Linked DNA regions of Mus musculus: region 2 is linked to region 1. A link is a loop called in an ENCODE intact Hi-C map of the cell type or tissue named here. Cell type or tissue: heart. All regions are shown on one strand. Links, peaks and the distances in the headings refer to the core of each region. The heading gives the core; the rest is flanking DNA.

Region 1 (5,376 bases), core at 226-5,225:
GTAACCTGGTGTAAGTGGGAGGAAGCCCTTACATGCCACTACCAGGCAGTTTAAAATCCTGCCATTTCCCAATTCAGTCTAGAGAAGTGTTTGAGATAGAGGACAGCCCGGAGGCCCTCATGCTAAAGAACAAAGGACAAATACAGTCAATACATCCCATAATGCTTACATTTCCTTTGCCTTTTCCCCTTGGTTTTTCCTGGGAAGGACTGACCTGGGCAAAGCACCCAGCTCTCTAAAAGACACTGTATAGACCTTTTAGAAGCGCAAAGTCCAAGGCCGAGGTGAACTTCAGGTCAGCGCGTCTAACAAATATGAAAATGTCGGCTGGTGAGGGCGCGCCTGTGACTTAACAAAGACTGTCAATGTGTAAGATTAATAAGAAACAAAATGCACACGGTGTCACTGTTCGGTCACTTTGAAACTTGGGACAGGGTTGCATTCAAGTGGGAAGGCTGTTCCAAATATATTCAAAATGATTCAAATCAGATTCAAACCAGGCTGCAAACACTGGGTCCTTCTCGCCCTCCCTCTCCCTCAGACTCCCTTCGACTCCATCTGGGATGCAAGGACATGATGAAAAGTTATTTCACTTAATGGGGTTTTAAGATAGCGATTTGGGGAATATATGCTATCCCTGCACATGGAAAGGAACAATTGTGCTTACCAGTTTCCCAAGGAAAAAATAGTGCTTCAACCCCGCTTGGGACTAGAGCCAGTTGGTGTGCGAAGATTAGCAGGCTCCCTCTCTGCTCCATTTCAGGGCATCCCATCCCCAGGCAAGATGCTGCTGTGGTAAACTTTGGCTTGTTTTCCTAATTGAGTTACTTTCTTTCTACCTTTCGTTTGGTGTCTTGGATCTCATGTTGAAGGCAAGAGATGCTTCTTAGGTTTACTGTTTTTTTTCCAAATGATTATTTGATTCCATGGGATTTTTGCTATGGCTTGCTTGCAAAGGGAGGCTGTGGAAGGTTCAGGAAAGGTACTGAGATTGTTTATTACAGCCATAAATCTTGCAGTAAAATGTCAAAATGTCGGTGTGTGAGATAACACTTGGTGGTCCTGGCTCCGTTTGTGTTTATGATAGGAGCTCAAAGACGTGTTACAGGCCTTGGGGGATTGTGTCAGCCCATCCTCCTTAATAGAACCTCAGGAAACAGAGTTAAGTCCTCTAGCTTAACCGTATACAAAACAGTGCCTCCTTAATACTTAAAACGTGGAAACTCTGTAGACCATTCTGAGGCTAAACAACATGGATTTTTGTGTCTTAGACTCTGTAAATAATATTAAACAGACATGGTTAGGACTCCTCCAGTGCTCAGGGTTGGTGACACCAGAAGCAGACTAGATTTCCTCAAGCTTTTCATCCAACCTGAACACATGCAGATATGCAGTGCATGTGTATTTGTATGGTCTGTCTGTGTGCTACTAATGTTAGAGATGTCTCCTGTCTCATTTGTGTACCTATTTTCTTGCTATTTTCTTGCTAGAGAGAGATATCAGTTTAAAGTAGCCACATCAGGCTAGATTTCCTTCCTCCAGTCTAGAGAAGATATCTAGAGATTAGAATCTTTGTTGGTTTCCATCTATGGCTCAGATTTTCATTTAAAAAAAAAATCATGGTGCTTCCTGTCAGTGGACAGCTCTCTTTACCAGCACAGACACCCAGTGTGGAAAATCTCTTTGTACTACTTCAGGATGATTTCAATAAGAAACTAACATGATCCTTTTTTTAACCTCTTTCCCTAAATTACTTTAAAGATTAGTCTCAATAATAGTCTTCATGTGTCTAAGCATTAAATGACTATCTATCAAATAGGATATATCCCAGTATTTAGTAGCTCAAGTGAGTAACAGATATGAATGAAGATAGAATGGATGTTCTTTCTGAAGTGTCTCTAGGCTTGGGTTATAACTTTCCTGGTCTGCGTTTGAGAAGGCCGTTGTTCTATCCTGCTCTCTGAAAAATCAGCAAGGTGCACCAACGGAAACTGCTTTGCATACCCAGAGGAGAGTTATTTTTTAGAATGGCGGTGATAGTTTGCACTGCTTTACCATCATGCAAAGGATCTAGGCGTGTCTGCTATTCAGAAGAAAGAAAGAGCACAATTCCAGGTACGAGTGAGGCATCAGTATTTACTTCAAAGATCAACATTAGGTGGAATTAATAAGTAATTTATTTGTTAATAATAATGGCATAATTAGTTTACCCATCAAATTTCAATTACCAAATGGCAGGCAACAGTCCCTTCTCTCTCCTTTCCAGAGCTACTGATATCGTTAAAATGCTAATTTTTCAGCAATCGCGGGCTGGTCTGTAAATATAGCCCTTGGTTTAGATCCTGCACGAGGAAACAGCATCCAAAAGGAGAAGGGAGGGAAAAGTTAGAAAAGACCGATTGACAATTAGACCAGGCAGGGTCTTATTGTATCTCAAACTTGTTTTTGTTTGGTGATTGTTCTGAAACGCGAAGTTACTGGATTCGAAGCCGGGTTTTGTGCAGGCGTCGTCTCTCTTCCCACTCTGGGGTGGAGGTCTCACAATAGCGCCTAATAAAGGAGGCACATTTAGCTCTCCTCAGCACCTCCATCAACTGCAATATAGGAAGGTTCCAAGTCTTTAAATGAAAAAATAATGTACAAATTCTGCGTCTGAAAGAAAAAAAGTAAAAATAAGTATCCACGAGGTTTTAGTGGATCGCCCTCGCTTGCTGTACTTCCTTGACCCGCTTGTTCAGCGGCCCTTCTACCCATCCTCCCTGTGCAGCTCCAGCCCTGGCTTCGCAAAGCAGGGACTCCCTAACAGCCGGGTGGATGTGTAGGGCGTGGACAAAGAATCAAAGGGCGAGAAAAATGGGTCCGTAGGCCTCCTTCGTTTTATTCCAGAGCTAGGATAAAAAGCCAGGGTCTGCCTCTTGGTCCCAGTGCCCTTCCCTCTCCTGGAGGGCCTCGAACCCTCGGAGGACCACCCGAAGCCTGGTTGGACTGGAGATCGGCGCTGAGTCGTGGCGACCAGCTGCCCAGAGGCCTAGGACAGACGTGGGCAGGAACAGGGCTCGAAAGGACCCGCAGTCTAACAGGCCCCAACTTCTCAGCCGGAACCCAAGTTGGGGGGCCCGAGGAACCCAAGCTCGCTTCTCCCACCCTGAAGGCTAGCAGCATCCATCACGCATCCCCCGCGCGTTTCCTGATCCGGGTCCGCGCGCGCGGATTTCCCATTGGCCGGATCGCAGCACGTGGGGCGCGGGGGCGGGGCGCGCAGGGCCACGGGGAGCGCGCGCGGGCGGGGGAGGAGCGGCGCGGACTTCGGCGGCGGCGACGGCGGGAGGGGGAGGGGCAGTCGTTTGACAGCGGGGGGAGGGGCGGGCGCCGGGGCCGGGGGGGGGGGGGGGGGGGGATGGGAAGCGCGGCGAGAGGGGGAGGGGCCTCGGCGAGCGCAGAAAAACGACACCGCGAGAAAAATTAGTATTTTTGCACTTCACAAATTAATGACCATGAGCTCGTTTTTGATAAACTCCAACTACATCGAGCCCAAGTTCCCTCCTTTCGAGGAGTTCGCCCCGCACGGTGGCCCGGGCGGTGGGGACGGCGCCGTGGGCGGGGGTCCCGGCTACCCGCGGCCCCAGAGCGCCCCGCACCTGCCGGCCCCGAACCCGCACGCGGCCCGCCAGCCCCCCGCTTACTACGCGCCGCGGGCGCGCGAGCCCAGCTACCCCGGGGGCCTGTACCCCGCGCCCGCCGCCGCCTGTCCCTACGCCTGCCGCGGGGCCAGCCCCGCGCGACCCGAGCAGTCCCCGGCCCCCGGCGCGCACCCCAGCCCGGCCCCGCAGCCCCCCGCGCCCCCTCGGCACTGCGCTCCCGGCCCCACCACCCCGGCTGTCGCGACGGGGGGCAGCGCCCCCGCGTGCCCGCTGCTGCTGGCGGACCAGGGCCCGGCGGGCCCGAAGGGCAAGGAGCCGGTGGTGTACCCCTGGATGAAGAAGATCCACGTGAGCGCCGGTATGTGGCGCCGCCGGGAGGGCAGCGGGCGTGGGGGCGCGGGGCAGGGCGCGGGAGGGGACCCCCATCTGGCCGGCGCTTTGGCTGTGGGTGTGTGCGCGCCGCCCGCAGCCTGGTCCTAACGTGAGAACCCTTTTGTACCCAGGGTCCCTTTATCCTGAGATTTACGAGACGCCAAACTGTTAGGGCAGTAATTATAGCCCCCATAAATTTAATTGCCCTGGCAGAGGCTCCCGGCCATGTGTCTTTGAAGCTTTTCTTCAGCCCCAAAGCCCAGCACCATTCTTTATGGCTCTCGGGTGTTTCCCGTTGTCAATAGCCTGTGAAACATTTTCTTTGCCTTTTTATGTATCTTGTGTGAACTTGGTGTCAGGTTATTATATAATGATGATGTCCGATTGCTCTTCCCCACCCTATCTCCTCTCTCCTCCCCTCCTCCTCTTCTACTTCTTCCTCTTTGGCCTTCTCTTTCGGGGTTCTGGTGTTCAGTCAACTCCAGTTATAACGGAGGCGAACCTAAGCGCTCTCGAACCGCCTATACCCGGCAGCAAGTCTTGGAACTGGAGAAGGAATTCCACTTTAACCGCTACCTGACCCGGCGGCGCCGCATCGAGATCGCCCACACGCTCTGCTTGTCGGAGCGCCAGGTCAAGATCTGGTTTCAGAACCGGAGAATGAAGTGGAAGAAAGACCACAAACTTCCCAACACCAAGATGCGATCTTCCAACACTGCCTCGGCCCCTGCCGGCCCGCCTGGGAAAGCACAAACTCACAGCCCACACCCCCATCCCCACCCTCTCCCTGGTGCTTCCACACCCATTCCCTCCTCCATATAATCTAGAGACCTGGATCAGTTTCTCTCACTTATGTGCCCTACTCATCTCCTGCTCCTGTCCTCATCTGCTCTTCCCTAAGTAAACCCGAGACACCAAAACAAAATCCAACTTGCTGGAAACCATAACCAAAAAGAAGACATTATCCCTGGTTGGTGTGACCCCTCCAAGAGGACGTCTGTCCTCGTCCTCGTTACTGCTTAGTGGAACAACCTGCTGACCTGGACAACTTTGCCAGGATTGGACACCTGTAAGAAAGCACTGGCCATCGACTACCTTTGAGTCAGCCAGACAGCACGTGCTGACTGGGGACATGTACTTGTATGCAGAAGAAGCAGGCCGGTTCCCAGCTTCCCAGCTTTCTAACCTTCCTTCCTCTTCTGCGTTAAGGCAGCTCACATGAGCTTTACTGAGTAGACTTTGTGGACCTCACCAGATTATTTAATTTTCAAAGTGTGTAGACCTTGATGGTAGGTGTGGCATGTAGTTTCCTCTCCTTGCATTTATTTAAGATACTGTTAGAGAGATATTGTTGTCTTATACT
Region 2 (5,376 bases), core at 256-5,255, 110 kb after region 1:
GTTTCATTCCAACGACCTGATAAAGGACGACAGTGCACTTAACTTTCAAGATGGCTTCAGATAAGACATAAGACTGTGATTAGAAGTAGTATGGGGGAGTTTTTATATTGAGTGTTGAGAGACGAGGATAGAAAGAAAGTTGAAGCTGGGTAGTGGTGGTGGTGCATACCTCTAATCCCAGCACTCAGGAACCAGAAGCTGGTGGATCTCTTAGTTCGAGGCCAGCCTGGTCTCCAGAGTGAGTTCTAGGACAGCCAGGACTACACAGAGAAACCCCATCTTGAAACAAACAAACAAGTGGGAAGAAAGTTAGGAGTATGTGTGGGGTGCCTGGCCTTGAATCCTAGGCTGCATTTTATAGGCTGAGATGGCTACGTCTCTCAGCTTGGGTCCCAGAACTCTGGCTCAGGTCTGTGAGGGGATGCAGAGGGGACAGACACTGGGGTCAGGTGGGCTGTGCATACTCTGATGGAGTGGCACCAACAACTCCAGCAACCTCGAACTTCCCTGTGTTTATTATGTCCGGCACAACAGGAGCTTGCTAGTCTCAAAAGGAGGTATCCGTCGGTGAGCCCGCTTCAGGGTGTAGACATCTGGGAGGAGGAAGCTGCTGTTGCTGCTTTGCACACACTGTTTAATCATTTGCTCATCCCAGGACAAAAGGAAGACTTTTGTCACTCGGATCCTAATTTCCCAGAGGTCAAGGCCTTGGTCTTTGACATGGCGTGCCCACATCAACACTGAACGTTTGCTAGGGGACTTTCATCTGCTCTTTACATACTCACTCAGCACTTCCTGTGCTCCCCGCATGTGGTGGCTATTTTAAGAAATCAGACCCATTTGTCCAATGTCCTATAATACATATTGGAAATATTACTTGGAGTGAAGCTGGCCACGGGTGGGCAGTGAAACAAACAGTAACGGCTGGCCACTCAGGTTGTTGACTCCATTAGGGGTCAGGGACTGGGGCGCCAACTGCTTCTCTGTCCCTTCATCGATACACACGCTCATTTGCTTTATTGCCTTGTGGACATGGGTGTTCAAGTAAATTATAGGAGTATTTTAAATATATTGTATGGGATTAAGTCTGAAGTGGACTGTACTGACTCATTTGCCTTTATAACACTCTATTACTATTAGATTTGAAGCAGTGCTAGGAAGCCCGGGAGGAAGCAGAGAAATGTTCTCCATAACCTAATTGTCTCCGAGGACGATCTCATGTGCACGCATAATCTCATTGTCCATGGCTGGAAAATTATAGGAGAGTGAGAACAATTTTGAAGCCTCAGGCAGGAAATAGTAATAGATCTTAGTCTTTAAACTGGCACAATAAATATTGTCCAGCTTGCATTTTCCTTCGGAGTTTGTGTTATTTGTTATTTGTGGGAACCCCCTTTACCGTGACGGTCTCCGGCTACTTTTTACTCCGTTTGTTTCTGAGCTCAGGTAAGATGCTTAGTAGGCCAACCACACACTGGACGGATAATGATTTATTACAGAGACAATTTGCTCTGTCCCAAGCCTTGGAGATGGAATTCTAATCCTTTAAAATTCTTCAGTGTTTTCACAACCCACCCTTTTACCCCCCGCCCCCACTCCCACCCCTTTTTAGGACTGTAGCTTTTTCCAGCTGATTCTGAATCAAAGTGCTCACATTGGTCACCTGCAGATGACATCTGTCTAGTAGAAGTACTCGCTGTATTCATTAAGACCGGTCTTAGGCGTTTGCTCCATTGTATGAGCCTTGCTTTTTAAGATTGAATGTCACTTAAGGGAGAAAACACAACCACCAGGACAATTCCATCTATTTTTAGTTTCTGACTGGTTTGCTTATTTTATGTGTACGAGTGTTTTGCCTGCATGCACGGGTGCTGTGCACCACACACGTGCCTGGTGCCCAGGAAGTCAGAAGAGAGTGTTGGATAACCTAGAACTGGAGTTAAGGATGGTTGTGAACCAGCATATGGGTACTGGGACTTGAACCTCAGTCCTCTCTCTGCAAGAGCTACAAGTGCTCTTAACTGCTAAGCCATCTCTTCAGCTTCTAAATAACTGCATTTAGCAGGCATTCTAGAAGAATTTCACAGTAGGGTACTAAAAAAAAAATCCTGAAACATCTTTTTCTGCCTATATTATATATCTTTCCTGTGAAATAGATCAAAGAGAGCAGCAGTTCCTCCGGAGGTGTGCGGAGGGCAGGGCAGGGAGCTTTTGGATGAACACAATCTGAGAAGTGGTTGGTTATCTCTTCCTGCCTTTTCTAGCAAATGGCACAAGGTTTTAACAAGTGATGTGGATAGTAAGGACAAAAGACAGATCTGGGTTCCAGATAAAGAGGAGAGAAGGAGAAAGTCAGGTCTACCAACCCCAGTGATGAAATAGCTGTATCAGGTCAGGGCAGAAGTAAGGCTTCCATAGGTAAGTTATGAACTCTTTAACTGCTTATTCACGTAGATGTGTATTTTTTCTATACACAATACTACTACTTAGTATATGATATTATTACTTAATAGTTGTGGTAGTAAATTTTTGGCACATGGATAAGAGGTGACATTTGGCCTTTTTATGGCATCTGATTTTTACATCCTCCAAAGTGGCTGGAGTATCCCCTGGAAGATTCCCTATTGTTTCCACTCACAAACAAAGCATTGTGGTGACGGCCTTTTCAGTGGGTGTGTGATATGGCAGGAAAGCACTATGCGTCTTCGTCTTCGTCACTTCCCAGCTTCCTAAGCATCACAGCGCAAGTCTTTGCCAGATGTGAGTGGAAAGGAAGGGGCCATGAGGACATTCTCCGGCTGGCCTTGGACAATGCTGACAGCACGTATCAGCCACTCAGCACTTTCCCAAGTAGCCGCTGATGCCCGGCTACTCAACTTTAACCCAGGAAAAGGAGGTCATTTCAGGAAAGAGACTACACATCAAAGATGGTGCTGGCAGTCCTCGGGAGAGGTCATCGTCTGATATTTCCTTTAGCTTAGTGTCAGCACCCTCTTCGGGGAGTGAAACGCAGTGCTTTTCTGTCAAGGCAGAAACTGTGTGTAGATCCATCATTGCAAGCCGAGAGGAAGAAAAGCTTTTATCTCATGGCCTTGGAAGAAATCATGAGCATAAGCGTTTTCTACCACGTGTTAGGCACTGTGCTGGTTTCTTGCATAAACTGTCTAACTTAATCCTTACCATAATCAGAGCTACACCTCATTTTTTCTCTCCAGATAAGCTTCTTCCTCCAGTAGACACTGTGATTAAAGCGGCACTTATTTAAAATTACATCCTGTCTCTGACCTATGCTTTTTGATCATTGTTCCATATTACAAAATATTCTGTCTGACCTCCGCTTCATTAGACTCAAACATGGCGTGCTCCTTTTGTACGTCCCCTGATTTGCTGTCATATTCTACTATGGGTAATGAAAGTAGGAAATGACTGCCCCGGATTCTTCCCTTGTACACTTAGGGATACATCTGTGTTCATTTCCACAGCTTTGTCTCCAGGCCAGACCCCCTAGAGGATTGTGGGTTAGTGATCCCCAGCTACACCCACAGCCTAAAGCCTTGCCCCGTGGCTGTTACCTACAATAACAAAAGGTATTCTGAAGCTGTGATTAGGGCAAGGCTACGGACATGGGGAGACTACCCTGGATCATCACTGTGAGTCCAGAACAGCACAGTTTTAAGAGGGACACAGGAGATTGAGAGAAAAATCAGAGGAAGGCCCTGTGATGATGACAGAGCTCGGGTGAAGAACTTGAAATTGGAACCATGAGCCACAGAACACAGGCAGCGTGAGACAATGAAACCGAGGCAAGGAGACACGCTCGGATCCTTCAGAAACAATGAACATCTACTATGTCCCACTGATACCTTGACTTCTGCCCAGTGAAGCTGACCTAACACTTAAAACCTCTGGACTGTAAAAAAGATAGATGTATACCATTGTCTTAGTTTGGGATGGTATAAAGAGACGATCATAGATTTGGTATTTAGTTTTCTCAGTTCCTTAGCTCATGAAGGTCAAGACCAAATTGCTCGTAGATCTAGTGTCTCCTGATTTAAATAAAGATGCTATGTTCTCCTTGGTTCCCTACATGAAAGCAAAGAAAGAAGAGGCAGGCTCTCTTGTCTCTTCTTGTAAAAGCATTAAAGCCTCCATGAAGGCTTCACACTAATGGCCTAACTACCTCTAAAAGGGTTCCATTTCCAAATATCGTCACTCTGGGATTAAGGTTTCAACATGTAATTTTGGGGGCTCTGAGTTCACAGCAGTTGTTTTAAGTCACTAGGTTTGTGGCAATTTGTTATAGCAGTGGTGTGGGATGAACGGCATAATGTGTAGGTCTAGAAGACAGCTGGACAGAGCTATCTAATTGACGATAGCACCAAACACATGATGTTGCAATTGTGAGTTTTCAAGATAGCTTGTTCTTGGTCAGCCAGTCATCACCTGTGACTCACACTGTGGTACCTCTTCCTAGATGCACATAGGAATGAGACAGCCTTCCTCTGGCAACCAGCTACTCTCCATTCTTGGAGTGAGAAGGACCTTGCTGTTGAGAGAGGTCTTAGGAAGGAAACTCACCTTTGATTTACCTCCAGCTGTTTCAGCTCTGAACCTCATCTTCTCTTGCCCTTGCTTGTTCGTTAGGGTATGGTTACCATAGTAACAAGTAGTAATGAGTAACAAGGAACAACAAGGAACAAGAAGAGGGGCTTGCTAGTTCTTCCCTAGCCAGCATGGGAGAGTGAAAGTGATGGACCTTCTCTCTTGGGACATTTCTGTGGTCCAGACTCCGTGCATTTGATATTTAATTGCTGCTTGCAATCGGGAGTTGCAGAGAAGGTTCTTGTAGGTTCTAGATCTAATTGGAAAGAGCTATTTTAATGTAAGGAGAATGATAATCTCAAAACAGCACCTCAGAAAATAAACGAAAGCTATAGTGGACAAAGAGGAATTTTAACAGAGTATTGACTTTTAAGGAATATTTTAGTATTAACATCAACTCTAATCCTCAGCTAAGAAGTAGGTGTTATGTTAAAAATATTTATGATTGTCAGGAAATCTATATTAACATTCACATTTCAAAGAATAAAATGCATTATAATTCAGCCAGCAATGAAGCTAAATTTCACACCATTTATTTATTTGAACTCTCATGATTCAGATTTTATCCAGGATTATATTGACCTGTGGAGGAACTAATTAGAAGACCCCTTTCCCATCTCTCTTCCTCTTTCCTTTTTCAGCATCTGAGATTAAACCCAGGACCTTGTACATGCTGGTATGTATTCTGCTAGTAGGCTGTATCCATTTATGTATTTTTATTTTGAGATGAGGGTCACTAAATTCATCTAGGCTGATATTGAACTTGATCTGCAG

Evidence for each region. A loop is a pair of places that touch in the nucleus more often than their neighbours do. Peaks named below come from ENCODE experiments on the same cell type or tissue, not always from the same donor. Only the 100,000 strongest peaks of a DNase experiment are listed, where the experiment ranks them.
Region 2: a loop joins it to region 1, with 2.6 times the contacts of the local background. A loop is called at or near these places in 3 of 42 quality-filtered maps.

Annotation. Positions count from the first base shown.
Region 1 is chr6:52,189,801-52,195,176 of GRCm38, reverse strand. All of the region lies in intron 2 of Hoxa3 (homeobox A3), which reads left to right. Hoxa4 (homeobox A4) reads left to right here and starts at 3,474. Exons shown (of 2, transcript NM_008265.4): 1 at 3,474-3,999; 2 at 4,489-5,376. The coding sequence starts at 3,489. The coding sequence ends at 4,835. It overlaps LOC115490409 (a long non-coding RNA gene), which reads right to left. Exons shown (of 2, transcript NR_168044.1): 2 at 2,117-2,652. In heart, for the core only: no CTCF peak of the experiment used is centred there; a DNase peak (open chromatin) is centred at 3,206; H3K4me3 peaks cover 2,632 bases; H3K27ac peaks cover 2,327 bases; H3K27me3 peaks cover 4,868 bases.
Region 2 is chr6:52,083,867-52,089,242 of GRCm38, reverse strand. No RefSeq gene overlaps it. Among named protein-coding and RNA genes, the nearest start is that of Halr1, 16 kb to the left of the region's middle. In heart, for the core only: a CTCF peak has its summit at 3,003; a DNase peak (open chromatin) is centred at 2,752; H3K4me3 peaks cover 450 bases; H3K27me3 peaks cover 4,013 bases.